Regions from separate parts of the Mus musculus genome. Here region 2 is linked to region 1. Evidence: chromatin loops called from intact Hi-C (ENCODE). Cell type or tissue: heart. All regions are shown on one strand. Each heading gives the region's core, and the rest is flanking DNA. Links, peaks and the distances in the headings are about the cores only. Region 1 holds the start of Hnrnpdl (heterogeneous nuclear ribonucleoprotein D-like). Region 2 overlaps Rasgef1b (RasGEF domain family, member 1B).

Region 1 (15,853 bases), core at 2,526-10,525:
CTGTATTTACTTATTGTTGAGATAAGTGTGTTGCCCTAGCTGACTTCAACCCTCCTGCCCCAGCTTCCTGGGCAGCACCATGCTTGATTGCTAAAAGCTATCCTTTAAGGGAGATTCCCAAATCATTATTTTGTAGCTAGCCTTGAATGTGTATATAATCTGGTATCAATCTAAGTCACTAGAGCATTTTTATTACAAGGTCCCATGGTGGCGCATGCCTTTAATCCCAGCACTCAGGAGGCAGAAGCAGGCGGATTTCTGAGTCTGGTCTACAGAGTGAGTTCCAGGACAGCCAAGGCTACACAGAGAAACCCTGTCTCGAAAAACAAAACAAAACAACAAAAAAAAGAAGTGGCTCACAGGCATCTGAGGGAAGAGACATTACAGTTTCCATGCTGACTTATATGAGCTTATCTTATTTAACAAATCAACTTTCCAAAAATGGTACATATTTAAGGCCATATCCTGACCGCGGCTGTCATTTAGGTCCCGTGCCCTGCGGACAGCAGACAGAGAGAGAATAGAGCTGGTGACCTACAATCACCTCCCCCCATCACCACACACAAAGCAGTTAATTATGTAACAAGAACAACAAAGTGGACACAATTATCAGCATTTAGGCAGTCTTGAATTTTTCCACTGGTCTCTACTGTAATTAAAATCTTGGCAAAATGGCCAACTAGACTTTTCCAGAACCTTTGCTATGTATCTAAAACACCATAATTCTTATTTAGGAAGAAAGAGAGAAAGAAAGAAAGAAAGAAAGAAAGAAAGAAAGAAAGAAAGAAAGATAGATTGATTTGCCGGATTTGTGGCACATGGGAGTTCGAGGCCAGCCTGAATTATAGAGGTTATTTAAGAGCCTGTCTTAAATAAAATAGCTGTTATATTTGGAGACCTAAAGTTGTGTACAAACATTATGACCTACATCTAGAAAAATCAGACAATTGTAACAAGTAAACAATCAAAATAGACCTTAAAGCAGGCTGCAGTTTACTGGACGATGGGTTTTCCAACTCCCCCCCCTCCATACTACCCTCAACTATTCTATCATAAATATCAGTGCATAAATTGACTACATGGAAGAAAGTCAAGTCCTAAGCCTGTGAAACTGTGTTAACCCGACAGATACTCAAAAGCTTCAAGATACCATGGCTTTCTAAGAAAAATGAATGGAATTTTAGGTGTGTTCTTATAGTCTCAAAACCAGCGCAAGTGAGATGGTGCGAAAATCAATTGCTATTGCCCAAGATACCAGAGCCACTAGAAATCCTTTCACTTTAGTCTTTGCATTGGGAAGGCCTAAACCTCAAGGACCACTAAGTCAAGGCCACCACCTCTGCGGGCCGCAACCTTCAGCACATGGGGGACGCTCATCCACCGGGCGACACACCTACCTGCCAGGCCGTGGGAGCTCCAATCACCCCAACTCCTCCCAGCTGACCTGCCCCTCCCCAAGCCGTTGCTGAGACCATCTCCACTTCTTCCTATCCTTCTCCACCTAACCGAAAGCAAGGACAGGGGAGAAGATGGTGGCGCGAGGAAAAGCACCCCCGCAAACCGCCGCAGCTTCTCTTCCCCATTCCAGAGACATAAAGCCACACCGCCTCTCCTGAGCCTCCCAGGCAAAATCTCCAACACTTAAAATTTCCCTTTCAGATGCTTTTAGGCACAAGTAACTTCCCCGCTCCCTTCCGCCCCTCACCTTCACGAAAGCAATCGGGGTTGTGGTACCTTCGATATCTAACAGGATTACGGTGACTTCGGCGGGCACGGAAACCACGACCATTTCCCTGCCGGATGCTACCACGGGCTCGGCCTTGGTTAAGGAGGGCAACACCGCCTGCGCGTCTTGAGCTCCCGAGGGCCCAGCAACAACCGAGGCGCTGGCGACAGCGAACGACCAGGGGCTCAGAGACAGAGCTGGGACCCGCAGTTGCAGAGGAAGCCGCCTAGGGTACTACACCCGACGAGCAGGCGAGCCGCGCAGGCCCGGACCACGTGGGCAGCCGGAGGGGCGGGGCTCCGGGATTCAAAGGGGGGGGGTGGAGGAAACAAGGAGCGCGTGCCTATTGGCCGCCGGCGAGCCGCGAACCCGTCGGTCAAAATAGGCCTCGCGTGGGCGGGAACAAAGAAGCGAGCACCCAAGCCTGGAGCCTGGAGCCCGAGCGCGGGCACCAGCCCTCCGCAGCCTGCTGGAGCCTGCGCGGGAGGCCCGGGGCTCGTGCAGACGGGAGTCCCTTGAGTGGCGCGCCCGGGACGTGAGTGCCCCTTGTCTTCCCCGGCACCTGACCCCTTCCCCGCCCACCGCGTGCACCTTGGCACAGCTTCAGTCATCCGAGCAGGCCCCGCCCTCCGCCGCGGCCTCAGCCAGCCTCGGAGAACGAACGCACGGAACCCGGGCTGCAGAGAGAGATCCTGCAGCCACGGCCCCTGAGCCGACACCGCCCCGAGGCGACGGCGGAAAAGCCGTCCCCGCCAGGACGGAGGCGGTCATCGCGCACAGGCTTTCTGCTCGGCTGGTTGCAGCCGGCGCGAGGACAAAACACGCGTGCGCCGGGAGGGCGGGCGAGCGAGCGGGCGGACGGGCGCGCTGCAGCTTCAGCAAGCGGCGCGGGGTGCACGCCGCCCTTTTGCCGGAGTGGCCGCCGCTGCAGCAGCAGCAGCAGCTCTGCACTAGGGGACTGAGGGCGCAGCAAGGGACTGAGCCGAACTGGACGCGCGACGCCAACGGCTCTCAAGGCAAGAGGGACTGTGGCCCTGCCACGGCGCCGCTCGCGATTCCCGGTCCCGCACGGCTGACTCTCCCCGCGGCGCGACCTCGCTCCTCATCCGGAGCGCGGCGATGGAGGTCCCGCCCCGGCTCTCCCATGTGCCGCCGCCATTGTTCCCCTCCGCTCCCGCTACTTTAGCCTCCCGCGGCCTCTCCCATTGGCGGCCACGGGCTCCCCGGCAGCTCGCCCCGCTCCTCCCTTCGCTCGCTTCCAGCGCCTCCCGCCAGGGGGCGCGCCGGAGCCCGCGCCACGTCACCGCCCAGCAGCCCTCCCGATTGGCGGGCGGGGCGGCTATAAAGGGAGGGCGCAGGCGGCGGCCGGATCTCTTCCGCCGCCATTTTAAATCTAGCTCCATACAACGCTCCGCCGCCGCTGCCGCCGGGACCCGGACTGCGCGCCAGCACCCCCTCGCCGACGGCTCCGCCACCATGGAGGACATGAATGAGTACAGCAACATAGAGGAGTTCGCAGAGGGATCCAAGATCAACGCGAGCAAGAACCAGCAGGATGACGGGTACCGCACGCTCCGCTCCTCCCCTCCCCCAGAGCCCCGCGCGCGCCCTTCGTCCCTCCGGAGCCGCGCGCGCTGCCCCCAGTCTTTCCCCGAGTCGATTCTCCGCGTGCCCGCTGGACCCCAGTAGCCTTCCCCACTAGTGGAAAGTAAGATGGGGTGACTCGAGAGGCCCGCCGCGGGTGGGGGAAGGGAGGAGGGGTTGGGGAAGGAGAGAGGCGCCGTCGGTGTCCCGAGTGCGCAGGCGCCGCGTGGGGCCCGGGAGGGGGGAGGGGCCGGGTTCTGTGCGCCACTTGCTGCAGCTGCTGCTGCCGCTGCCGCCTCTTCATTGTGTGTGTTGGCCGCTCGCGAATTTTCCTGGGTTAGGTTTGGGAAACTTTTGGTTGGGGCACCAGTAGACGACTGGCACTAAAAGTTTCCTAGGTAGCAAAGTTGGCTTTAAGGCTGTGGGCAAGAGTCTACGTAAGTTGCGGGGGAATCGGTGTAAAAGTTGTGCTCTGCAATCCAAAGCAAGCAGGGCAGGACATCTACCAGATTCTAATGGCTTTTTTTTTTTTTCTAAGTTTTGAGTTCGCGTGGTACAAAGCAACGTGCCAGCTGGCTTGAACAAGTGGTTAAGATTTTTGTGGTCTAATGTTAGTGTTTGTAGTCAAAACAGATTGCGTCTGGAGAGTAAGTTGCCCTGTATTTAATCACTAAGTTACTGTTAAGCTTATTTTTCTTAAATAACTTTATTTCTAGTAAAATGTTTATTGGAGGCTTGAGCTGGGATACAAGCAAGAAAGATCTGACTGAATATTTGTCTCGATTTGGGGAAGTGGTAGACTGCACAATTAAAACAGACCCAGTCACGGGAAGATCAAGAGGATTTGGATTTGTGCTTTTCAAAGATGCTGCTAGTGTGGATAAGGTAGGGCTGTGTTTTGCATTGAGTCTACTGCGTTGCTTGCAAGTTGCTCTAGGCTTTTAAGTCCAAACTGCCTTGTCTTCCAGGTTTTGGAACTGAAAGAACACAAACTGGATGGCAAATTGATAGACCCCAAAAGGGCCAAAGCTTTAAAGGGGAAAGAACCCCCTAAAAAGGTCTTTGTGGGTGGATTGAGCCCAGATACTTCAGAAGAACAAATTAAAGAATATTTTGGAGCCTTTGGAGAGGTGGGCTGTGTTTGTGTATGTATGTGTGTCTGTGCTCGTGTTTGGTCAAGTCTGGGGGGGTTCATTAATATTTCACCGGATGGGACTGAATTCTCTTGCTTCGTCTTCACTGCTGCTTTCTATGTTGTAGTGGAAACCAGTATCTAATCTTACTTAGCCAAAGCCCCAAAGGTGTAAAGTGTTTCACCAATTGGTGGCCTCTGGGGTGTAAGGTACTATAAAAAGATAAAACACAACTTTTTAGAACATGGTGGTCAGTAGATGTGTCTGGTGTTTGTGAAGAGCCTGTGGCATTATATAATCTTTATTAACTGGTGGGTTTGTTTGTTTTGTCTGTGCACCTGATTTCAGATAGAAAATATTGAGCTTCCCATGGATACAAAAACAAATGAAAGAAGAGGATTCTGTTTTATCACATACACAGACGAAGAGCCAGTAAAGAAACTGTTAGAAAGCAGATACCATCAAATAGGTTCTGGGAAGGTAAATCCCTTAACAACTTAGAGGATTGTGTGTGTGAAGTCAGTGTGAAGAGAAACTTGTTCTATGTTCAGAACTTGGAACATCTGCAAATTTTCTGTTTATTTACAGTGCGAAATCAAAGTTGCGCAACCCAAAGAGGTGTACAGGCAGCAGCAGCAACAACAGAAAGGAGGCAGAGGGGCTGCAGCCGGCGGAAGAGGAGGTGCTAGGGGGCGTGGAAGAGGTGAGACCTCCTTGGGCGAGTGAGCGGTACACTGAAGCAGTGAGCTGCTAGGGACCTGACCTGTAGGGAAACACAGCTAGAGTGAAACTAAAGAGCTGACTTGGGGGGGGGGGGTTGAAGCCACAGTGTAGGGGACAGGAATGGATCAGCTTGTGGTAGGATTGGGACAGTCCCAAGTTGTTTCCTAACCTTCGTTGTGCATTGTTTCAGGTCAGGGCCAAAACTGGAACCAAGGATTTAATAACTATTATGATCAAGGATATGGAAATTATAATAGTGCCTATGGTGGTGATCAGAACTATAGTGGCTATGGCGGCTATGATTATACTGGGTATAACTATGGGAACTATGGATATGGACAGGGATATGCAGACTACAGCGGTAAGAACACTTAACTCAATTGTGAAGTACTTTCCCATTCTGAACTTGTGTGTATGGGCTTACTGTTGAGATGTTTGGAGTAGTCATGTTGTATAGTCATAGGAAAGTAAGACGGTGGTTATTTTAAAATATAATTAACAGCTATTGGCTATTACTGACTGTTAAGATGGCTTGATGTTTTGATGTTCAGCATGCATAGTTTCTTATAGGGTAGATTTTTTTTTCTGTTTAGAAAAACGGTTTTCTTAGGAAACTTTGTTAGTGAAACTCATATCCTTTCCACAGGTCAGCAGAGCACTTACGGCAAGGCGTCCCGAGGGGGCGGCAATCACCAGAACAATTACCAGCCCTACTAAAGGAGGACGCTGGGAGAGCAGGTGTGTGAGATGCAGGAAAGCATTGCACTGGCTAATTTAACTTAAAGATCAATAGACAAATGAAAAACACGAGTAAATGATATGTTGTGTAGTCCTTGCTAAAGTGTTACTGTTTAATTGCTTTATGAGCCTGTTTTGCCTAAAGTGTCTATAGATCTTTAACTTTAAAGTTTTACCTCACCTTTTTTAGAACTACAGAAAAACTTAAGAGTTTTTCTGTTTGCTTTGTGTACCAGGAGGTGTAGAGGAGTAATTAAACTTTTTTAGAAGTGTTAACAGGTAAAGTACTGAAATGGGTACAACTTAAGGAAAAGAAGAATGTTGTCTTCTAACTCTGACATTATACCTTGTTTGTACCCGCCAGCGGGAACTTCATTGCAGGCCGTGTGTCACCCTGACCACGTCTATCTCTGGGGGTCGCACGTTGCGGGCAGAGCGCAAGGCATACACCAGAAAACGCTGTCCTGTGGTATGGTCTCTTCCAACTTCATGTACCAGCGTAAAGATTAAAGTGGAAAACTTCAGACTTTGGCTTCTTTTTTAATCTTTTTGGAGATTAAGTGTCTAAACTTAACTTAAATGGTTTTTTACAGGAGTTAAAGTGCATAAATGCCTTTTTACAGCTTAATCATTTTGGTCTTCTGTTTAGTGTTGTATTTCAATTGTGGAGCCTCATTTTAAGTGTTCATTCTTTAAGATTTAATGCTTGCTTTTTCTTTTTATAGCTAATAGTGAAATCTACAAACCAAAACAAGAACTTTTAAATCTGGGATATAAGTTAAAGATCATATGCACAAAGTAATTGGCTACCGTGTTACCATTATAAACCTACCTGGAATTTGTGTTGGTAGCATCCAGTTGGCTTACTAGGGATGCTTCTGTTCTGGTTGGCCCTCACTTGCTAGATGCAGATCAGGGAAGATTGCATTCCCGTGTTCTAAATTCAGTCCATCCTGTGTCATTTGGAACTCGAGTGAGTTTCAGTGCCCAAACTGTACTTTGCTGATGAACATGCGTGTGATCTTTAATTGAAGTGAGGACTTAAGCAGTCCATGAAAGTGGACCTTTGCACACTTGTGGGGCTGCACACATCTAATGGGTGTTTCGTTTTTGTTTTAGGAGGTGTAAAGAAACCATCTTACAGGACGACATTGAAGATTGCTTGATCTTCTGTTGACCTAAGATGATTATTTTGTAAAAGACTTTGTAGTGTACATGACACAATTGTGTCCAACTGTATATAGCTGCCAATTAGTTCCTCTGTTTTACTTTGTCCTTTGCTACCTGTGTTATGATGACTCAATGTGGATTTGTGTTCATACAAATTTTTATTTGTGTGGTTTCATGTTAAACCTCAAATAAATGCTTCCTTATGTGATTGTTTTCCTGCGTCAGGTACTGCATAGTTCTGTGGAAATGTAATTTTATAAAGAAGCAATAATCAAGACAGACGCAGCTTATTTTGTAGGGGGTATTGGTCCACAGGAAGAAACTGGTTGTAGTATCCCCTGGTTTCTGTGGGTGTTACTGTGCTTACAGTCTAATGCTTAATTTCTCTGTTGATAACTTCTACACCTTTTGAATAATGTTTCCTCCCTGGGTATCTGGAGACTGACACTAGTCTGTTGTGATTGGTGACACTTCCTATCACATGGTGTGCTTTCAGATTATGGTTCTAAGGAAAGCACCTTGGTGTGCTAGGGCTGTACCTCACTGGCAAGTGTCCTTTGCCTGAGCACAAGTGATGCTCTTGTTTCTATCTCATCACCTTAGAAACGGACCTGTTGGCTACCACAAAGCTTTTTAATTGGCTACCTTTGCTCTGTGCTTATCTAACAAACCATGTGTAATTCACAGATGACTTTAAAGAGAGTCCATGGTTTGTCTGTTAGAGGTAAATGCAGGGGGGAAACTGGTGGCCAGGGTTTCATCCATTCTATCTGCAATTATCCACTAAGGTCAGTGCAGTGGGCTGAGGTTTTAGGAAAATTAGCAGTAGTGAATCCATCCCACCATAGTACACAAGCTAAATAGATTTAAGCAGTTTGCTATGCAGGCAGAGGAAGGGAGTTGTGGAAAGTCACATGGTGTATCTTTTGGTGCATTAAAAACTTAAAAGATTTAAGTAATAAAGGCTTTGAGCTTTTCCATAAATGTTTGGCTTAGAGGTCTCTCCACGGTTCCACAAAAGCTTCTGGGTTGGGGTACATGTTTAGAGTACTTGGTCTTAGACCAGTGTAAGCTTTTTATACTGATATCTTTTTTAAATGCCTACAACTTTGTTCCAATGATATTTGTACTTGCTAGGCTGTCAAGTTACCATGCCTTGGCCTCATTTTCTTCTGGCCAGGTACCATTGTTGGCTATTAAAAAGAACTGTTTCAACTTGCAACCAGAGAATAGGAGGTCATTTCACATACTGTTAGTAGGTATAGTATCCAAGAAAGAAATACAATTAGGTGACAAGTTGGCATTGAAGATTGTCATTTCCCCTGATCAAAATGAATAAAGTCTTTTTAAAATAAAATCTCAGTTAAGTCTTGCTATGTATGACTTTAAGAAAATACAAAGATTTGAGAATTGAAGGGTGAGAATGTACTTGGTCATTGAGAGATCTTGAACTTAGGAAATTTCTTTAGTGTTGATGAACCCACAGAAATGTGAACTCGCCAAGGCTGAGTAGTGTGAACATTGCTTAGTTGGATGAATAGACATTAAGGTCAGTGTCCATTCCTAAATATTTATTTTGACAATATCTTGGCCACTTTTTAAAGATGAGGCTCATGTCATTGTTGGGCTACTAACGTGAGTAACCAGAACCTTTTCCTGTTCAATGTGTGTTGTTCATTAGTTCTGACAGGGAACCTTTAATAACATTTCATGCTATCATAATCAGGACTTGTTTTCATTGTGAACTAAATGGACATTAATTCAATTTACAAGTATACCTCAAGGGCTGGGTGAATATTTCACATTCAAGACATTTTAGGGAGCTGGGTTGGTAGTGTGTAAATAACCCTAGGTTGGACAGGGTGGAGTCAGGTACATCCTTCACCCATTACCTCCCATCCTAACTGCATTGATAGCTTCAAGTTCAATTGAGATATCTGGTCTCAGACAAGTTGGACAGGCTGGTAAGAGGCTCTGCCCATAAAGGCACCGGTTCCTGCAATGACCTGGAGGCTCTTCAGAAGATGGAAAGCTAACTCCATACCTGCTATACTGCGTGCTTACCAAAGAGCAATCAAGGAAATGACCCAAAGTCGGTGCACATTCACCATTTGGAAGGCAACACCAGATGCCTGCATATGTACATAACCATATGGAATCACCAGTGTGAAGCAGTGTTGACAAGTGGAAAGGCCCTCTTGGACTTTGGCCTACTAGCTGTCACCTGTAACCTTGACCTTGAGAACAATGCAACCATCTGAGGATGTGTCCCTGTAAAAATAGGGATCACTTCAAATTGGTTGGGTTTTTTTCCTTCAAGTCTGTTTTAGTATTTAATTTTATAAAAAGTAAGGATCCACCTTGTCTTCCCACTGAAAACTAAAATGTGGTCTGGGATTTAGAGGGATGCTGAACTGAGACTTGAGCCTCTGGCTTTCCATTAGGACTCTAGAGTGCACAGTTGAACAGAGCTGGCTGTCAAGTGCTGTGCCTGCTGTGCAAAGCAGTCAGTGAGTTACCACACATAAAAATTGCAAGAGCTTGCTTTCTCAAAGACCAATACCCATCTAGAAATGGGGGACCTGAGAAATGGCTTGGTGGTTAAGAGCAAGTACTGCACTCACAAAGGACCTGAATTCAGCCCACACAACTCCAGAGTTCCAGTGGCTCTGGCCTCCTTGGGGACAATACCAGAGTGCTCGCGCACACACAGAGCAGGTGTCTGTGCTAGTGAACTCTGATTAAATGACAATAATGGTAGACTTACCAACAGTCCTTGACAAACTTCATTGCATGGTCTGCAAGTTGGGGCAGCTGCTGGTTTATAAGCACTACCCTAACTACAGGTTTTTTATAAATACCTGAGACCCAGATTTCTGGATGAAGAATTTGCTGCTTGAGAGTTGTTTGGATTTGGGACTGGTCAGTGTTCTTTAATACTCCTGGGTAGGATCTCTTCAGGAAAGAATTGGTTACAATGGATCCATTTCTCAGGTTGAATACTCAGGATATCAGCAGCTGCCATTGTCCCTATGAAAGATATGTCCTTGATACTGATTCTGATTGTCCTTGGACTATGAGGTAGGTAGCTTGTATGTGTGTATACATGCCAGGAAAAATTTAAATGTGTGTTTGTATGTTGTTTTGCCTGGATGTATGTCTGTACACCACCTGTGTTTGGTGCTCATGGAAGCCAGAAGAGGATGTCCGATTCCCCTGGAATTAAAGTTAAAGCAATTGTAAGCTTCCTTGTAGGACCAGGGAACTGAACCCAGGTCCTCTGCAGTAGCAAGTGCTTTCAGCTGTCTGTCAGCCATCTCTCCACAACCCCAAATTTTTGAGACCTCAGGGTCTAACCAGACTAACCTTGAACTTGTAGCCCCTGCTTCAGTCTCTTGACTACTTGAAATCCAGGTTATGGTTTTGGGGGCTTTTGGTTGGTTGGTTACTTGAGGGTTTTTATAAACTTAGTGAAGGAAGTTTGAGTGATTTCCAGATTTTTTTTTCATCACCAGAACGCTTTGTTTTCTCTCCCCATACTTTAGAATTTGTTGAGTCCAATTTCCACATGTAGCTTGTGATGAATTTGTATTCCTCCTGCCTCAAGTCTCCTTAATGCTAGTTTACGGGTATGTAAGACGCTCTTGGCTGCCTTGTTAAGTGTGTCTGTTTGTGTGTGTGTGTGTAACTTTAATAGCACTGACATTTCTAGTATAGGTAGGGAGCTGTCATAGCTGAGGCGGTGGGCATCATGCCAATTAAAATCAAATAGTTATCATCAGCCGTACAGATGTTTCTATGATCTCTGCCACACTTACTAGAATACTGAAAATGAGACCAGGAAATTACTTTTTTGGTTTTTCAAGACAGGGTTTCTCTGTATAACCCTGGCAGTCCTGGAGCTCACTCTGTAGACCAGGCTGGCCTTGAACTCAGAAATCCACCTGCCTCTGCCTCCCAAGTGCTGGGATTAAAGACACGCGCCACCACGCCCGGCTAGAAAATTACATTCTTAATAAGACTTGAGCAGCACAATCCCACATCACTATGGGTACAGACAGAGAGGGATGCTCAGGACAGCATCCCTGCTGTGCTCTGGGAAAGGGAGAACTTTAAAGCACTAGACCTTGAGCATCCTTAGGAAGTATTAAAAGTTAGTCTTTAAATGGCTTTGGAAATAAAGGACTCCCTCCCCCCCCCCAAATTTTACCTAATGTACATTTATTTTTCAGTAGTTAATGTGTCTTAGAGTCCATCAAAGGTGTGACCATACTGACCCAGTTCTTTCCTTGCTTAATTAATTATAAAAATTGCGTTAATTAAAATTATTTAATTGCTGTTTGCCTGGTGTTTCAGGGCACCAAGATAACAGACATTAGCAAAAAGGGTTTCCCTCTTATTCAAGACTGATAAATTCAAATGTTTCAGAGCTGGAGAGATGGCTCAGTGGTTAAGAGCACTGGCTGTTCTCCCTAGGACCAGAGTTTGAATCCCAGTACCCATAGGAGTAACTCACAATCATCTGTGACTCTAGTTCCTGAGGCTCCATTGCTCTCTTCTGTCCTCTGCAGACACTGCATGCACGTGTGGCTTAGACAGGCATGCAGCCAAATCACTCATGTAAACACAAAGTAAAAATAAGTCTCAATTTTTTTGAGACCATGTAGTATACTTGGATGGAGGCCAAGTGTAATTCCCAGCATCTCATATCAGGCAGCTCACAGCTGTGCGTGCCTCCAGTTCCCGGGAAGCTGAGACCCTGTTCTGTGCTTCCCCCCACACACAGCCATCGCAGCCACGAGCCTTCCACTCACACACACAATTAGCTCGGCTTGGTGACACACAGCTTTAACCCCAGCACTCAGGAGACAAAGGCAGGTGGAACTCTATTAATGCAAGGCCAACCTGAGCTATCTATGAAGTGGCAGGCCATGCTGAGCTACATAGTGAAGCCCTGTCTCAAAAAAAATATAAATAGATAAAAATAAAACTTGAAATTCAAACGATTCATTCCAGTTCCCTGTTGGAGATGGGATTATTGAGGTTTTTTGGTTTGGTTTTTCAAGACTTGGTTTCTCTGTGTAGCCCTGGCTGTCCTGAAACTTACTCTGTAGACCAGGCTGGCCTCAACCTCAGAGATTCATCTGCCTCTGCCTCTTGAGTGCTGAAATTAAAGGCCTGTGCCACCCCCACCCAGCCAGGACTGTTGTTTTAATATGCTGGGCCTCCAGAAAGGATTTCATGACAGATTTTTCCAGTGATGTAGCTACTTATCCTTTTGGCTAAGAGTGTAGATTTTTCAAATGACACACAACCAATGTGGGATTAGCAGGCTAGCATTTTTAAATTTTTGTATTATTTGTTTTTGAGGGTGTGTTATGTGTATGTATGTGAAAGCCAGGAGTTGCTTACTACTCCAGCTTTTTACATTGGTGCTGAAGACCCAAATTTGGGTCCTCATACTTTTGGTGCAAGAATTTCACTGGTTGATACATGTCTGCAGCCTCCAGGTTACTACGATAAAATTACCCAAATCTTTTTTGTTTTTTCTTCTCTAAGACATAAATATTGACCACTTGATGAAATCATTCTCTGCCTTAAAGATATCAGAGAGGAAACTTCTAGCTTTGTTTAAAACAACCTGCTAGAGACTCAACCAGAAAACATAGTCATTTCTGACAGTTTCTGGAAAGTATATGAGCTGGTAGTATATCTCAGTAAGAACAATGGTCTAGGCTTGAGACTTGGTAGGGTGATTGCCTAGCATAGATGGAGCCCTGGGTTCAATTCCCGATGTCCCATAGATCGTGTGGTAGGTGTACATGGCTATCATTCAGCACTGCAGGAAGTTGGAGCAGGAGACCAGAAGTTCAAGTTCAACCTGAGCTACAATGTGGGATACACTGGAGCCTGTCTATAATGAGAGCCATGTACACTGACACTTACGTGAGAAGTCTACTGCCACGAGTTGTCCTTTCCTCAGAAATAGCCCAGAATTCACTCCTATTTTTGTTCAGAACTACATATTCACATACATTAGAATTGCCCAATGTATACTCTGAAGAGTATATATATATATATATATATATATATATATATATATATATATTTGTACACACATACATATGTCTTCGTATCATTAGATATTTTTGATTTTTCAAGAGGATGAATATACATGATTCTGTTTCTAGAACCTGTGGTCTAGGTAATGCAACCCTTTTTGCAAACAGAATGAGAGAATTAAAAAAAAAAAAAATACAAAAAACTGAAAGCACTGGAGAACTAACTGGGACTCACCTACAGGCCTGTGGGCAGACACAGGGGCACACTCCTGTTATCCAAAAAAATAAAAAAAAATAAATAAAAAATAAAAAAATAAATAAAACAAAAAACCTAGCAAACCAAAGCCTTGGCACTTCCTCTGCCAAAGGAGTCAGTTCCCAGGGTGTGCAGAAGACACCAGACTCATTCATGGTGCAGCATGGCCTCTCGCTCTGGACACAGAGTCCTTGCTCCCCTCGGAAGCCAGCCTCTGCAGCTTGTCCCTTGGCATTCTTGTGTCCCTGACTCCCAGTAGGATAACCCTCCAAGTTCTTCTGACACCATTCTAGAGCTTTTCTTGCCCAAAGTTCTAAATGCTTTGACATTCCTTCTGTAAAGGAAGGAGTTCCGGAGGCCCACAGGCCACGTGGTCAGTTTGTTCCAGGTTTATTCCATTCTTGATACTACTTTTCTGTACTTTACTGTTCTTGGTGCTGTGTCAAAACACCTGGCGAAGAAACAGTCAGTAGTTAAGAGCACTTGCCACTGTTCCAGAGGATCCGAGCGTGGTTCCCAGCACCCACAAGGTGGCTCACAATGTCATTCCAGCTACAGAGACCTAATGCCCTCTTCTGCACATGTGGTGCACACACAAACATACACATATGTATTCATACACATATATATTTTTTTTAATTTAGATAGGGTGTAAGTAGCTCTGACTGTCCTGAAACTCTCTGTGTAGACCAGACTGGTCTTGAACTCAGGATCCTCCTGACTCTGCCTTCTGAGTGCTGGGATAAAGGTGGGCACAACTAAAAAAAAAAAAAAAAGAAGAAGGAAGGAAGGAAGGAAGGAAATTTAAAAATTAATGGTTTGTATTGGCTTCCAGCTTGAGGGTACAGTCTACCACGGCAGGGGAGTCACAGCAGAAGGATAGAGTTTCTCAGTTTCCTTTCTCCTCTTTACTTTAGCCTAGGACTCCAGGCCATGTGAGGTGCCACCTACATTTTAAAGAGGTCTTCACTCTGGAAGTTAAGCCTTTCTAGAAACATCCTCATAGAGAAGCAAATGTGTTTCAATGGTTATTTTAAATCCGGTACAGTGGACAGTCAAGGTTACTCACCACATAAACATCGAGTAGCAAGAATTGCTGCAATTTGAATCTGGTCTGAGTGTGTTTTGAAAGAACTACTGTACTGGAAACTTTGGTCTTGGAAACTTCGGTTTCGGTGTGCGATGTTGAAGGCAGGGGACCTTAGGGGCTGAAACTTGTGCTGCAAGTGTCTTGGAACCCACCGAGCCTCTTCAGCCCTTCATTGTGACAGTATGTGTATGTCATGTATGTGTTATGGGAAAGCAGAGTCTTCAGTTTGGAGTCTTACTGAGAAACAATGCATCACACTATATAGAGAGGGAAGACTCGCCTTCCCAAACTTCTTTACACCAAAAGGCAGATGCGTGATACCGGCTCTATCAGAAATCTCTCAGACCAGACCTTGAGCAAGCAGCTGTGAGAGGAAGAAAGAGGAGTGCTGTGAAATCCTGTGAGAGGGGGCCATCATAGCAGCTGCCACTGTTTAGAGAGTTCGGGGACTTTAATAACCACACCCAATATTTAGCCTTGATGCTGCCAGTGCTGAAAACAATGTTACCTTTGTGTAGCAAATCAGCAGCCACAGTAGAGACTGGTGTCTTAGTCAGGGTTTCTATTCCTGCACAAAGCATCATGACCAAGAAGCAAGTTGGAGAGAAATGGGTTTATTCGGCTTACACTGCCGCTCTGCTGTTCATCACCAAAGGAAGTCAGGACTGAAACTCAAGCAGGTCAGGAAGCAGGAGTTGATGCAGAGGCCATGGAGGGATGTTACTTACTGGCTTGCTTCCCCTGGCTTGCTCAGCCTGCTTTCTTATAGTACCCAAGACTATCAGCCCAGGGATGGCAACACACACAATGAGCCCTCCCCTCTTGATCACTAATTGAGAAAATGCCCTACAGCTGGATCTCATGGAGGCATTTCCTCAAGGGAGATTCCTTTCTCTATGATAACTCCAGCTTGTGTCAAGTTGGCACACAAAACCAGCCAGTACAAATGACCCCTTGTCAACTTGACAAACACATCACTTATTAAGCCTCAACCCTTACTTTCTTATTCATCCCTGAGATATAAATAACTTTAAAAGTCCCACAGTCTTTACAAATTCTTACATATTAAATTTTCAATCCCTTTAAAATACCCAATCTCTCTTAAAATTCAAACTTTTTACAATTCAAAGTCTCTTAACTGTGGACTCTACTAAAATACTTTCATATTTCAAGAGGGAAAAATATCAGGGCATCGTCATAATGAAAAGCAAAATCAAACTCTGACCAATGTCTGGGATCCACTCAGACAATGAGTGTCTTCTGGGCTCCTGAAAGGGCTTGGGTCACTTCTCCAGCTCTGCCCTTTGTAGCACACAGCTTGTCTTCTAGGCTCCAGCTGCCTGTACTCCATTACTGCTGCAGTTCTTGGTG
Region 2 (15,853 bases), core at 5,253-13,252, 800 kb after region 1:
CCTGCTTAGTCTGGAGCGAGCCACTTAGGACGGTTGCAAGTCAGCCTTTGAATGTTGTGATGCAAATACTGGGTATTCTACGCTGAACACTCCGGAGAGTTCTTGACTGAATGGGAATAGGGTGGTCGGTTGTTTGTTTGTTTATTGGTTACGGGAGATGATATCTGGACACACAACCTTATTCCACGTGGGCAACATATTTAAGGCAGTTCTGCCTCTCTGGGCTGAATTTCAGTATTCTTGATTACAACAGGAAAAGGAATATGTCCTGCCTCCCGATGACCCATAAGGAAATGTCCTCTGGATTAGTCCAGGCATTGAATTTATCTCGTTTTTAGTGTATGTTAAGGGAAAGGATCTGAGGCTGCTTATTGGCAGATGTTTAGCCCGACCTGCAGCCTGCTAACTTCGATGTAGAAGAAGGTTGTAATATGCAGGGATGGAGTTCAGAGAGACTGTAACGGTGACGACTCATTTTTTTCTCTCTCTCTTGCTGCAGAGGACATACATCTTCACCTTCCTGCTTAGTTCTCGGTTATTCATGCATCCGTACGAGCTCATGGCTAAGGTTTGCCACCTGTGTGTTGAGCACCAGCGACTGAGTGAAGGGGACGGCGATAAGGTAAGGCGACATTTGAATGGTTGTTTTCATTAGGCTGGCTAGCTCTGGCTTAGGTTTTGTGATCTCTCCATATGTGACCCCCCGCTCAGCCCCAGGCTGACGGGGCCTAAATGGCACCATGACCGTGCATATGGAATTGGGAAGGGTGTGAAGATCATGGCGTAGGGCTCAGAAAGTGGTTCAGTGATAGCCTGCTTATCTCCTGCTTCTAGGACCGTGGGTTATATTCCCGGGACTGCAAAATAAAAATAAAATAAAAAGTACAAAGGATAGAATAAAAGTCACAGAGGACCCTCAGTCCCACCTTGGTTGACTGCACTTGATGCCTCTTCCACTCCAGAGAGTTTGCAGCACTAGACGTCAGCCAGCCACACCAGTTACTTGGTTGTTTATTTATCGAGGACCACAGTGATGGATATCTCTGACGCAGATTTCCTTTTCTCCCTAGAACCAGATGAGAAAAATTGCACCTAAAATCCTTCAGCTCTTGACAGAGTGGACAGAAACATTTCCGTATGACTTCCGGGACGAGAGAATGATGAGGAACCTCAAGGACCTGGCGCACAGGATGGCCAGTGGCGAGGAGGTTGGTCACCGAAAGCCATTGGCACTTCCAGATGAAGCCTAGGAGGGACCTGGGTTGGATTGCCACAGAACTTGGCAGTGGTTTTTGTGTGTGTGTGTGTGTGTGTGTGTGTGTGTTGACTTTGGACAGCCCTCTACATAGCCTACCTTGGCCTTTTGGCAGGTTGGGTGGGGAATAACTACCCCAGTCCACTTCACATGAGTGTGACCTACAGTTCTATGGGGTTACTTGAGGGCAGTGTTGGTGCTAACTCAGGATGTCAGGTGTGGTTTGATTTCATTGCACCTCAGTCTGTCTTCTGCAAAGGTTTGACCCAGCTCACATATTAATCTCTGTGTCTGCCCACACTTAAGGTAGATACAGCTAAATAGCGTGTTAATAACTCTTAATTAGAAATAGACAGTCCCAGGCCGTGGAGGGGAAAGCACTTATGCTAGTGTTTAGTATGAGTGTAGCTGGCAAGGATGGCTGTGGCTTGTAAATACGGAATCAAAGGGAAATACAGCTGTTTACAGATAGTCAGGGGGAGAGAAAGAAACATACTAATTATTCTAGGCATTAAGTGAAAAACTTAGAAATTTGGGGCCAGTAGAACATTTGCCAGACAGACATAAGTGTGATGATGTACAGGAGAAACAGTAAGCAAAGCGTTCCGTGGAGGGATTTCGTGTCGGAGGCTTAACATGCCTTTTACAGTGTTCACCGTGAACTCTTCTTGATAAAAGAGAGAGGGTGCACTGTTGTATAATTAGCAAAGGTGACTCCTGGGGCTGGGGGTGGCCTGCAGGAGACAATCCAAGGATTCTGGTGCCGGAAGTTGCTTCAAGGGTAGGACCCAGAATAAGTGGAGATTCAAAGTCTCTTAGGTCATGCTTCATAAATATCACTTACCTCAGCTGAGCCTTTGATAGGCAGGTGCTAACCGGCTTCAATAGAGTCGAGGTTATTTGAAGCAGGCCCGGAGGGCTAACTTTGTGTGTTAAAGCTTGTTGGGCAAGGGATAGCTTTGTAGTTTCCGTGTGGCTGATAAGTTTCTGGGAACAAGTTTGGCACGGATGTAACGCTGTCACCTAGAAAGAGGCACCTGGCAGTGAGTGAGCGATGTCCCATTTGTGGAGAGATGCACTGGGCCTCCGTGTCAGCTCTCTGGAGAAGTGGTTCCCTCAGCTCTGTGCTGCAGAGATAACACCTCAAGACACCTGACCTGACCCGTGTCACTGTGTCTTACTGCCATTCTCCTATCCTAAGATCCATGACAGGAGGCAAAACCAGCTCTTCTGAGCACTTAGCTCTCTCATATGGTTTTAACCCAAGACTTAATGCTTTCAAGCTTCTTTCCTGGCGCCGTGAGGAACGCCCCGCTGGCTGTGGCTCTTCTGATCCGTTTGCCTGTCTTAGGTTCTTCCTGCTGAGAATGAACCGATGCAGATGGACACCCACAAAGGTGAATGTCCAACAGTGCAGTTTGCCGGGAGCGTTCTGTTAGGGATGGCAGCTGCTGGCTGCTCGGCAGGGCCTAGGTTGGCTCAGTGGCTTTGGCTTATGACAAACTGGTCAAAGGATGAGTGCCATCCCAGGGCTGTATCTTCTCTGAAGCTAAGATCTGAGTCACAGTCAATTTTTCAGTTTGGTTCAATTATACGGAGCTATCCATGCTGCCGGCCGATCTCTTCTCTGTTGCTTCTCAGAGATAGGAACTAGAAATTGCTTCTAAACTTGTTTCTTCCCATAAAAGAAATACATGGTTATTATTATTATATTTAAAGATCTATTTTAGTTATTTTATGTCTGTGAGTACACTGTTGCTCTCTTCAGACACACCAGAAGAGGGCCTCAGATTCCATACAGATGGTTGTGAACCACGATGTGGTTGCTGGGAATTGAAGTCAGGACCTCTGAAGGAGCAGTCGGTGCTCTTAACTGCTGAGCTATACTTCTAGACTTTATTATTATTATTATTATTATTATTATTATTATTAATTTTAAAGATAAAATGCAGTGATTTGAAAATGCCAAATTGATGGCTTTTGGTCTTTCTTATGGAAATAAAAACCATAGTGTTTCTTTTCATTTGTTTACTGAGATCTGGTCTTTATCCACAAGGTCACAGCTTCAGGAATTGGGGGAAATGGAGGAAAGGGACAGACATCCTCTGACCCCAACTTCTCATTGATGTTGATACGCTTGTGTTAACAGCATGGAGAGGTCAGCTGGCTCATTAGTAGGTAAACAGGATTTACTGGGGAGTACACTGAACGCATGTACATGGAGGACATGCCTGCCTTCACTGGCCAGGGCTTCAGGATAGCTGCCATTTCTTGGCTGCTTTTATCCAGAATTTAGGAATTGGCTCCACACATAACAGTTGCTTGATTTGGGTGTGTTCTGGCTAGTCCTCTAAATTCCTAGTTCCCTTCTCATTCCATAAATCATGGCGCTAAGTGCCTTGTGCTAATGTGTTAAAGGCCCTTGCTGCACTTAACAGTCTTGGCAGTCTCCCTGCTATCGAGTACCTAAATTTCTCTTCTCAGAGAGACCTCCCACGACTCCAAGTCACAGACCCTCCCATTTTTGACTTATACCTTTTGTTTCCTGGCACTCTAGGGCTTGTAGTTCATTGTTTGTTGTTCCATTGGACTCTAGTCACTTTGTTCACGATGGTTTCTTTAACTCCTATTTAATGCTGGGCATGTACTTGGTTCCCAGTATATTTGAATGGATGGATGGATGGTGGATGGACGGACGGATGGATGGATGGTGGATAGATGGATGTTGGATGGATGGATGTATGTTCGATGGATGGATGGATGGATGGATTGATGGTGGATGGATGGATGGATGGATGGATGGATGGATGGTGGATAGATGGATGTTGGATGGATGGATGTATGTTCGATGGATGGATGGATGGATGGATGGTGGATGGATGGATGGATGGATGGATGGTGGATGGATGGTGGATGGACAGATGACTGAATGAACAAGCAAGTCAATTATGAGAATGGGGAAACATTATTCCTCCCAGTTGAAGAATCCTTGGTTTGAATTGGGACCTGTTGCTTCTTGCCTCTGACTTCAGGGGATATTTTCTTTTTGGCAATCGGTGAGTCCAGGTGTGCCCTGTGTATAATTTAGTCAGGTTCTTTAGGATCTGCTAGGACAGTTCCACATAATTTGACTTAATGTGCTTCTCCCCTGGGGATTTGCCCCAGATGAAGTGGTTTTATTAGGGCTCGCCTGAAAGACACACAAAATAAAACTAATGATTGAATTTCATGACAAACGACCGGAGTGGGCGGCATGCAATTTCCCTTCCTTAAGGGGCTGGCCTTTGTAATAAGGACTTCAGCCTTTATTTGCCAGGTAATTACTGTCGCTGGCAACTGAAGTTATAAAGAAGAATAAGTACATATTTAGCAATTCATGACTCAGTGAGGAGGCATGCTTAACTTCACAGGACCTGATTTCTCAAACAGCATCAGACGAAAGCAGGAAGCTTTGAAAGGGGTCACAGTACCCCCTCTCCCTCCCTCCCTCTCCCTCCACACAGATTTCAATACTTCCGTTGTGTACTTTTTTGTGTTATATCTTGCTGTTGGTTTTTGTTCACTGTGACTTGCAGTTCCCCCACCCTCTTTCCAAACATGACATTTTTCAGAGGAGAACACAAATCTTTCACCTGATAAGCCTTTCAGGAGAGCTCCGCTTCCTACCCATTGCTGCCTGCCAGAATCATCTGAGGTGGATCTGCAGTGTGCTGCGCAGACTGTGCCTCATCCCAGTTCAGGCAGAAACCTGCCCCAAGCTGCAGCCCATCCTGCTCAGCCCACTGGGATTTTTGGTTTTGTTTGGTTTGTTTGTTTGTTTTGCTGGGACCTTCAGGTGGTGACCGGTAGAAAAGTGGCCATTCCCACCAAAAGTCTCTTGAGTTAGGGACCCTGAGAAGGTCGAGAGAGGCGAGGTGTGAGATATAGACTATCTTGTGTGGGATGTAAAATGACGCACATTTTAAAGATGAGTGTTTTGCTTTCCCAAGTGGAAAGGAACTTTTCTACACATGCTCCTTACATTAGTATCCAGGAAAGAGCACTGGGCTGACTTTTGCTTTATTTACAATAAATCGAGTAGTGTAGGAATCTGTTCTGACTATCGAGTAAGAACATTTACACAGTAAACATGCCAGCCCCACTCCTGTGAACAGCAGTTAGTGATGCCAGCTTTGTGTGTACCTTGCTCCTTGGCTCAGATGTACTCAGGCATGGCTGAGCTCACCCATAGGAATGGTGGGCTTAGAGAATTCAGTTTGGGTTTTGTTTTTGTACTCTTTAACTCTTCTCAGAAAAATTTGACCGAGATGTCCCTTATCTACCCCAAAATACACTTTTTATGTCAGTAACGGCAGTTGTGGCCTACGCTTGTAACTAGTTTTTGTTGCTGTTGTTTTGTGTGCGTTGGCATTGGGCTTTCCTGTGTATCTGTGTGATGGTTTTGGGACTCCTGGAGCTGGAGCTACAGACAGCGGTGGAGCCTCCATGTGGGTGCTGGGAATTGAACCCAGGTCCTCTGGAAGAGCTCTAACCACTGAGCCATCTCTCCAGCCTCTGTAAATAAGTTGTAATGACTGCAAAAAATGTAACATGTTTTCTACTCGGGGTGCCACATGATGTAGCTAACGTGTCTAAAGGAGAGTCATATATTGGGAACTGTTGCATAGCTTTAAGAAGCAGTAGGAACACGCATGTAGACATTTATAAGGACGTTTGGTAGAGAAGATCAAAGTACACATCACAAGTCAGTTCTGGTGTATCTCAGTGTTGCTAGAGAAGGTGAGCTTGGGCTGGGTATAACGTAGCCCAGTACTTGCGTTTGACTCGTTTGGATGTCAAGGGAAGACATATTTTTCTTTGAGTGATAAATACAAATTAACAACCTCCAACCTTAATCCTCAGTGGGACCTAGATTGTTTGAAGTTTTGTTTGTTTGCTTTTTCCTTTGGGGGGGGGGGTGTTGTTTATTTGTTTGAGACTGGTTCTCATGTATCTCTGGCTGGTATCAAATTCGAAAAAAAAATATATCTTTTAGGCTTACAATTTTCAAATTTCGAAATGTTGGCAGATGCTACTGGGCACCTTTTAAAAAGCCATTGAGGAGTAAGCATAGGCTTGCCCGCATCTGTAGGCTCCCTGGGTCTGTCCTCCTGTGGAGCTATCTGCCTAAGTGCCCAGCTGGCATTGAGTCAGTCTGCACGGCTCTTGCCAACATGAGCATCATAATTTACCTCGAAGGATGGTTGGCTGTTAGCAGTTGGAGGATAGAAAAGAAAGACCAGAATAACTCCATATCAAATAACTATACTCAACAAAGGAAGGAAGGAAGGAAGGAAGGAAGGAAGGAAGGAAGGAAGGAAGGAAGGAAGGAGAAAGAGTGGTTGACTGGGAAGTCACTACTTTGCTTTAAAGAGTGTTTTAGAGGCAAGTGGTCGACATTTACCTATAATATATGAAATACCTTTGTAACCTATGCCTCCTAAGAGTCATGAGTATAGCACGGTGCAGTCATCAATGAGGTGGCATCTGGTGGTAGCATTGTGGCGAGAGCTGCCCTGAGAGAGAATGCCAGTGAACATCAGTACTGACCCGTGCACGGGAGGGAATGGACGTGAGTCAAGAGAGGTCAGATGACAAGAGTGAATACCCAATTCCACTGTAGATGGGAAAGATCAGGAAGGTGGACTAGACAGTGATGGTGCATTCTTGTCACGTAGCTGCTGTGCACTTGGCAAAACAGGGCTGGAAATTATAGGCATGGAGAAGCCCCGTAGGTGACTGTAAAATCATGGGAAGACGATGATCCACCTTGAGATAGTGAACAGAGACAGTTTCACTAGAGCACGCTTAGTTGTATGTAGTACTCATTATGCTGGACCACCTCTAGAGCTAATCTGAAGTTTCTGAGGTGTTTTTGAGGCCCAGCCTGAATTATATCTTCACAAGCAACCTGAGAGAACCTAGGTTATTGAAACCTAGGTGTTTAGCTGCTAGAGCTCAGAGCATTTGAAGACAGGGTGTCTGAGGCCTCACAGTGCTGGAGAAGAAGCAGGGCAAGAATACCATCCTCCCTTCACTTCCTAGCAGACGTACCGGAAGAACGTCCAGCAGATGATGCAGTGTCTGATCCGAAAACTCGCCGCCCTCAGCCAGTATGAGGAAGTCCTGGCCAAACTCAGCTCCACAGCCACGGACCGGCTCACGGTTCTGAAGACCAAGCCCCAGTCCATACAGCGGGACATCATGACCGTCTGCAGCGACCCTTACACATTGGCCCAGCAGCTGACCCACATCGAGCTGGTGAGGCGCTATCTGCTTTGCCCTTTGCAGCCACAGCTAGTTTGCTTTGGCAACCAGACTGTTGGCTGATAGTAAATCTCGGGAGAGAGGTCAGAATCACTCAAAAGGGGAAACATCCACAAAGCAGCCAGAGCGTGATTTGTGTGGGCATCTGAATATGGATGCCGATATCCCGAGAATTTACTCGTAAACACACCCTAAACAAGACGGGAAGCAGAGTCTACTGAATCTCTTGGTCTTTTTTCTGCCTCTAATTAGTTTCCTGTTATTGGCTTATTATTTCCTTCATTCTTCAACTGTCTTAGGAAACATTGACCTAAGGAGAGCATTGCCCCTCTTCACAACTTGAAGCTGATGAAAGTATTCAGGGTTAAAAGCCCATTTTATAACCTGGTCTGAGAAACGCGGGGTAGCATCAAAATTAATAGAGGGGAGTTGGCATCTGTTTTCTTCCCCTTTCTTTAATATTTTCTGCTTTTGTCCCAGGAGAGACTCAATTACATTGGCCCAGAAGAGTTTGTTCAGGCATTTGTGCAGAAGGATCCTTTGGACAACGATAAGGTAATCAGGACCGAGTTGTTTGTTTTCGTGTTTTCATTAGCTGTTTTGTGATTCATCGGGGTTTGTCTTGGGTTGGGTCTATACAATAGTGCCTATACAATAGTTCTACTCCATCATTTCCTCCTTATTGGGGAATTTAATAAGCCCTTCCTGGCCAGCAGACACAGTGTTGGTGAGAGAAGACGATAAGAACCTAATGGTTTTAGCAGATTAAAGCCAGAAAGAAAATCTAAGAGAACGGTCTGCCCGCAGTTCAGCAGCAGGAGCAGAGAGGCAGGATGTGCACCAAGCCTGCCTCTCTGGCCCTGAAAAGCTCCAGGTGGTCTGGCCCCTTTCTGGAAGTGAATCTGCATACATGTAAAGACCATGGTACTGGACATACACTATACATTTCATGAACACATGAACACATTTGCCCCATTCTAGAGTGACCTCTAGAAGCACTTTGAGTTGTTAGGCTATCTGCAGCTGCTATATCTACTGGTGAAGTCTCTCTGGGAGACAAGCCAACAGCTGTTTCCCGCCTTGGTCCAGCTTCTCTCAGTATGGGAAGTGAGGACTGGGTTTTTCAATAGGAGGCTAGTGGAATGTTTTGTTTGTGTCTTCTGAAAGGAAGGAAAGAGGATTAATGAACCTCCCCAAGCTTGGCCTTGAACTCCACGCTAAGATGAACAGTGTGGCATTCACCCTACTCAAGAGCATCATGGTGTAGATTTCCATTTATCTTCGGGTAAATGGTGCTCCAAAATTCTGTATTCCCTCCCCTTGCTGTGTTGATAGCAATTGGTATGAGCAGCCCAAGGCTGTTGGAGAATGAAACCCCCTGCCAACTGCATTTCTGTTGCTGTGATAAAATACCCTGATAATAAAGAACTCCGGGAGAAAGAGCTTGTTTGGCTCACAGTTCCAGATTCTAGGCCACCATAGAGGGGAAGTCAAGGTCGGAACCCAAGTAGCTAGTCACATCCCGGCCAAGAGCAGAGTGAAACATGCCAGGGTTTAAGGGGGAATTGTATGCCCTGCTTTACTCTTAGGGTGAGGGGCGTGCAACCTTTTGGCTTTCTTATGTAGCTCACTCTAAAAATGGCAAGTTCCTCAGAAATAAAACTTTAGCCTTTAAAGAGGGGAAAGGAACAGAGAGAAACAAGTACAGCCAGGCCTGTTCACACATGAGCTTCTGTGCTGTGCTGTTCAGCATCCCCTGCCCAGAAGAAATGGTGCTGCTGCCCTCAGGGGCTGGGCCTTCCTACATCCATTAACAGTCAAGGCAGTCTCGCACAGACTCGCTCTTCCCACGGGATTCTAGCTTGTCCAGTAGCTTGTCACGGAGACTATCAAGTGGACAGTTAAAAGTAACCAGCAGACCCTTCTTTGGAAGTGAGGGTCTGAGGGCACAGGCCTCCCAGGATAACATCATTTCAGAGAAACTTCAGTTCTTGGGAGGGAAGGAAGGACACGTTTGGGAGCGCATCCATGCGCATTCACAGGCTTATCTGTCCACGTTGCTTCCACTGTAGAGTTGCTACAGCGAACGGAAGAAAACACGGAACTTGGAGGCGTACGTAGAATGGTTTAATCGTCTAAGCTACTTGGTTGCTACAGAAATCTGCATGGTGAGACAACACATTGTTTTTTCCTCAGATCCAGTTTTCCTGCTTTATCTTCTATCTGTTGGGCCTGTGTGCTGGGTTCCTGTCTGCTCACGCTCGTTTTTCTTACAGCCTGTGAAGAAGAAGCACCGAGCGAGGATGATCGAGTATTTCATCGATGTGGCTCGAGAGTGTTTCAACATTGGAAACTTCAATTCTTTGATGGCAATCATCTGTGAGTATTCGTGTGTGTGTGTGTGTGTGTGTGTGTGTGTATAAACACTAGTTTTATGGGGCTTGGAAATTGTATCCACTGAAAATCTGCCTTTCCTGAAAACTCTACTCTCTTTAATCCAGAGTTATTATGAAACGTTCAGAATGCTTTATGGACCTAAACTAGTGCCAAGTACATACAGTCTTTCCTTAAAGGACATTCATTGAATGTCTTTAGTTCATCTATGCTCAGTTAAATATCCATCTGTAAAAGCTGAGAACTGAAACACTTGTCTAAATACAAGGTTTCTAGAGGTATTTGGGCAGCATGTATGTCAAGCGTTATGGAAATGGCCTGACCTGAGATGAAATCTCGCCATCTCGTCAGCAGTAGCCTGAGGATGGCGGAAGAAACCAAGCGCTTCACTCTTGACCGTGCCTCTGAGACAACATCAGCTTATGACTGCAGTCTTGCTTCCAGGTCCCTCCAGAGGATCATGGGGGCTTTAATGACTGCAGAGGATCATGGGGGCTGTAATGAAAGACACTGTGTTCCTTTCTACTGATTTTATTAGCACAGATAAAAGCAAATCTTTGTGGCTCCATCTTAATACTCAGTGGCCATTTACACACCTACAGGCACTCAGGAAATATTTGTGTAAAAGGTAGAGTTGGGTCACTTTGAAGCTAGAGAATCTCCTCAACTTAGTTTATTAATATTTATACTGATAAATCTCTTCACTATACCCCCTTTTTTTCTATTTTGTCTTCTATCATCTGCCTTTCTTTTCCCCCATTGAAATGTTGACTATGTTTGACTCCATAGAAATAGTGGATAGAGCGGGCATCTAAGCACAGGGGTCCTCGGGGATAGAGGATGACTTAGTTTTCTTCATCTGCCAATTAGAAAGTGCCAGGGCAAATCATAGTATGGAAGAAGATATTAACATATAGCCAACAAAGAGCTTGTATCCATGACGCATACAGAACCATACAATTGCACTGGATAACTAACCAGGGGATTGTAAGTGCATAAAGGATCATCAGAAATGCAAAGGACCATCTCATATAGCAAAATAACTTAATCAAAACTAGTTGCAGCAAATATTGTCCGGGATAAAGGGGTACGTGGAATGTGTTATACAGGAAGAGAGGGAGTTTGAATAGTTTTATGGCTTTAGCAACTGGCATTTCTTATAAAGCTAATCAAAAACCTACCCTGTAATCTAGATGTTCCAATGCCAATGTATTTGCGCCATAACAAGTGAGCACGCCTACAGAAAGATTTGTGCTAGAATTATTAATGAGGCTTTATCCCTAATAGCCCCAGCTTGGAAAGAGCCCAAATGCCTGTTTGCAAGTAAATGACTGAACAAATCGTGGCGCAGTCATACAATAAATGCTCTGGAGCAGTAAAGATGAATCACTGAAACATAGCTAAGCTGGATGAGTTTCACAATCGTCGTGCTGAGCCTTTACCAGGTCAGGCACGACAAGGCATGTGCAGTGGAATCCCACTCATGTAAGGCCTAGGATAGACAAGGTCAACTAATGTCTGGTGATAGGTGACCCTTGACCACTGTTGCCATTTCTGGAGGAGGTGGAAACTGACCAGAAGTGGGTCAAAAGGAGCTTTCTGGGTGATGGAAAGTTCTGTTATAACTTGACTGGAATGGAGACGTATGACCTTGTACACCTATCAAATTCATCTCATTGGACATTTAAGATCTGTGTCTGTGCCTTGCCTCAATTAGAAATCTCTTAAACTTACTAAACTTAGAAATATTGGTGGCAGGAGATGAATACATGTACTCATTTAGGTCCACGTAGACTCCTTTTCCACTGCAGTGTGGTACCAAGTAGCTATAGGATATAGGTTTTCACTGGGACAGGCATCATGGGACAGGTATGGGCTATGGAGCCATATTGGTATGATCTCTGCTACTGGGGCAGCTAGACAACATTGGGAAAATTCCCCAGCCTAGAACTTAGCTTATTCTTGAAGGAATGTATAGTGGGTATGTGAGGAACTTTATGGAAACTATGCATGACAGGTTAGGTGACAGGAAACAGGTCAGCAAATAACCTGGAGCCCAGTCACCAACTGTTCCATTTTGTTTTCTAATGGCCAATGAGCTAGAGTTCTAATATTTTGAAGTGATTGAAAGTAATTAAAAAAAAGAATTTCCAATATGAATATAATATAAAGTCAAACTTTAGCATCTTGTCAGGTCCAGTGTCTTCTATCTTTTCTCCTAACACATGAGGGATTGAAACAGGAGGAGCTAAAATTCCAGTCTTAGTTCTGGAGAAAAGCCCAGACCAGTCTGAACTACATGAGGCCCTGCCTCAGAAAACCCTCACCATATAAACTTCAGCATCTATAAGTAAAGTGTTGAAGGACTGCAGTCATGACCATGTGTTTGTGTAGTTACCCTGGCTGCTCACATGCTACAACATGGCATAGTCTAGGTCCTCCAGTATGACCTACATTCCCCAAGAAATGTGCTTAGCCTGTTCACAGCTGTGCTGTGCTGCTTCTGAGCTGAGGAGAAGCTAGCAAAGAAATGTAAAATCAGAGGCTGTTACTACCGTTGGAGGACTCAGTTGCCGATGCTTGGTTATGTATGCATTATGGGAGTACAAGCTACAATGACTTCTTACGTCTCTGTTTTCCATTCTCTTCCCCTCATGCCCCTCTTAAACGGGAAGCTGGTATGAATATGAGCCCGGTCTCGAGACTTAAGAAAACCTGGGCCAAAGTGAAGACTGCAAAGTTTGACATTCTTGAGGTATGTGAAAGGGATGACTCGGTGTTGAGTGGATAGAGCATGCCTGTGGTACCTGCACTCAGGAGGCTGAGTGTTAGGGCAGCCTGGGGTGGATAGCAAGGGACCTGGATGATGGGATTCAGCTGTATGATGCTGCTTCTCCATCAGAGAGTACCATCAAAGGAAAAGGCTTTCAGACCCGGAGGTAGGAAAGGTACGCAGACTGGAGAGGGCAAGATAAAGTTGGTTTGGAGCTGGTCGTTTTACAGAGGGTTTGGAGTAATTGATGGGAGAAATGCTGCCTTCTGAGTCACGCAATTTTATATACCAAAATAGAACTGGGGTCCTGGACCGTAGAGAAAGGTCTACTTCCCAGTTTGTCTTTTGTACTGCTATACAGTGTCTTTATCTCCTTAGAATATTCATTCACCACTCTTTGAGCAAAGTTTGTTAACCCAAACAGCTACTCCCATATAACTCTTAGGTTATACGTTTCTGTGTGTGTATGTGTGTGTGTGTGTGATATGACTCTGTGTGTGGTGTGTGTATCTCTGTCTCTGTCTCTCTCTGTGTCTCTGTCTCTGTCTCTCTCTCTCTCTCTCTCTCTCTGTGTGTGTGTGTGTGTGTGTGTGTGTGTTTGGATAGTGTTTACTTTCCTGTTACCTTGGTGTATTAATGTTGACCATCTCAAGTCATTGGAAATAATAAACATTCTTTCACCCAAATTAGTTGCCTAAAGTGGAAATTACCATCAAGTATATATCCTTTTATTTGAACTCTCTAGTAAACTTCTTTTTTAAAACAAACAAACAAACAAACATGGCATGTTTTCGTGGTTTATGAATGATTGATTAGAACTGCGGAAAGCAAGTTCTCTTCAGCTGTTACCTGTGACCTGGCCCACTGACCATCAAGTAGAACCAGAAACTTTTCTAATGCCAGGGTTTGGATCTCTCGCACTGATTTTAATAGTTCTGATCTCAACAATGAGCTTAAACGAACAGGTTTGATTTAGGTTTGACATCATCAAAGTTCAAATAAGCCTCTAAAAATAAACCAAACCTCAGGAAGGAAAACACTTGTGTTGATGTTGTTGTTGTTGCTGCTGCTGCTGTTGGTGTTGGTATATGTGAGTGTGTGTGTGTGTGATGGATAAATCATACCTCTAACGAATTCCCTGACTTGCTGTGACTTTGTATGCATCGGCATGATCTGGGAAGTTGAGAGCTGAATGGTTAATGATGTTCTCTCTCCACAGCATCAGATGGATCCATCCAGCAATTTCTACAACTACAGAACGGCTCTCCGAGGGGCAGCGCAAAGGTCCCTGACTGCTCACAGTAGCAGAGAGAAGGTGAGCTGCGGGAAGCGTTGCTTATTATAGACTTGTCCGGATGTAAACTACTACCCGGCCTTGCATTTACCTGCTCAGACCTAAGAGACGCGCACTTACCTTATCCCTCGGGAGGAGTAGGCCATGAGGAAGAGGAGCTTGGACAATGGACAAAGAGAACTGGCGAGGGGTAGCACTGTGTATTTGTACATGATATGATTTGTATTATTCCGTTTCTGATGTGTTCTGTAGTGCGTGTTGGTTGGACTTCAGGCAGTGAGTTAAGTCATGTGATAAGGTGACTAATAGCATTAGAGAGTAATTTGGTTTAATGGGAAAAAGACATTTAAGTTCTGCATAAGGTGGTTCCCTTAATGTAACCTTTCTTTCAAAAGAATTAGCTTACCTCCCACAGTCAAGCCGTTTATTCTCAGAAAGTAGGTTAGTTGCTATGGCATTAGGCCTGCTGTGACTAATTGGATATGTAGGTGGCTCAAAAAATACAGGGGCAGTATCTAAAAAAAATTAATGATCCTGTCCTCTCTTCCCCCTCTCGTTGTACCACAAGTTCTGGACTCTGAGAAACATTTCTGTCTCAGTTTCTCTCAGAGGAAGGACAGATTGTCTGTCACGGAGTTTGAGAAGTAAATGTTCAGTTATGACAACAGTTAATGCTGCCTTTTTTCTTTTGAAGAGGTATTCATTTTTACTTTACGTGCACTGGCGGTTTGCCTGCGTGTATGTCTGTGTGAGGTGTCAGATCCTTGGAACAGGAGTTATAGACCGTTGTGAGCTGCCATGTGGGTGCTGGGAATTGAACCGGGGCCCTCTGGAAGAGCAGACAGTCCTTTTCACTGCTGAGCCATTTCTACAACCACTAATGCTGATTTCTTAGTGGTGGCTATCAACTTTTAAATTCTGCCCCCGTGTTAAATGGTATTTTCAACCAGCTTGAAAAAAACGGGAGGAAAATATTCCCTGACTTCTAAGTCATTTCCCCACAGAATCATCAGGACTAATGAGCTAAGGCAAAAACTCCTTTTAAAGATCTGACATTTCTACCACCACAACACAATTTCCGGCTCCGGTGACATCCGAGAAACATTGTAAATGCATTAACTTTGACTTTTAACTGGGGAAACCTCCGGATGGATGCGAGGCAGTGTGCTTGCTTTTATATTTTGCTGAAAAGAGCCAATCTGAAGTGGGTTACGCTTCCTAGTGATCATGGAGGGAGGACCCCGACACCCTGAGCTGGGGGTGCAGGGAAGCTGTGAGACCACCCCACATCTCCCTATGGTGGACACCAGACACCACATGGCCCTTGGTGAGGGAGGGAGGCAGTATGGAGTCCTGTCTGTCAGAGGGCTCTGACAGCAGCCACCAAGAGAAGCCACTGTCACTTGTGCAACTTTAACAGCTGTCCCCAGAAAGGAAAACAAACAATTATTTACACCTATGCCACTTAGACATTTCATCTTGCTTTATTTGTAAGAGGGCGTTCTATATAAATTTATAGGCTGTGCCTGCAGTTGATGGAACAACTGTAATTACAACCATCTGAAGAAGTTAACCGTTCCTTTCTCATAATTGGCCTCAAAAGATAAGAAATAAAAACATGTCTGGCCAGACCTCTCCTGTTATTTTAAAAAATGAGATTATTTTCCTCATTTCGAGCTGAGGGAGTACTTTCTTTATTCCAAAGTAACTGCCCATTTTACAGTCTCCCTGGCAGTGCCTTTCAAATAATGGTCTTTGATCCTTTCCGAATCTCAAGTTTATGTGGTCAGAGCAGTGCATTTCCAGGTACCTATTATGGTGCAAATCAAAT

Evidence for each region. Peaks named below come from ENCODE experiments on the same cell type or tissue, not always from the same donor. Only the 100,000 strongest peaks of a DNase experiment are listed, where the experiment ranks them.
Region 2: it touches region 1 in a loop (2.8-fold over the local background); 3 of 42 quality-filtered maps call a loop at or near these places.

The regions. Positions count from the first base shown.
Region 1 is chr5:100,026,155-100,042,007 of GRCm38, reverse strand. Hnrnpdl (heterogeneous nuclear ribonucleoprotein D-like) reads left to right here and starts at 2,786. Exons shown (of 8, transcript NM_016690.4): 1 at 2,786-3,288; 2 at 4,027-4,195; 3 at 4,279-4,440; 4 at 4,792-4,923; 5 at 5,032-5,146; 6 at 5,357-5,527; 7 at 5,813-5,904; 8 at 7,024-8,431. The coding sequence starts at 2,846. The coding sequence ends at 5,883. It overlaps Enoph1 (enolase-phosphatase 1), which reads right to left and starts at 2,014. Exons shown (of 6, transcript NM_026421.3): 1 at 1,706-2,014. The coding sequence starts at 1,789. In heart, for the core only: CTCF peaks have their summits at 5,845 and 9,657; DNase peaks (open chromatin) are centred at 3,027 and 3,377; H3K4me3 peaks cover 3,182 bases; H3K27ac peaks cover 1,926 bases.
Region 2 is chr5:99,226,178-99,242,030 of GRCm38, reverse strand. Rasgef1b (RasGEF domain family, member 1B) reads left to right here. Exons shown (of 14, transcript NM_181318.4): 3 at 500-622; 4 at 1,071-1,208; 5 at 7,343-7,555; 6 at 8,042-8,116; 7 at 9,634-9,729; 8 at 9,838-9,940; 9 at 12,631-12,710; 10 at 13,948-14,043. Among named protein-coding and RNA genes, the nearest start is that of Rasgef1b, 19 kb to the left of the region's middle. In heart, for the core only: no CTCF peak of the experiment used is centred there; DNase peaks (open chromatin) are centred at 7,430 and 8,630.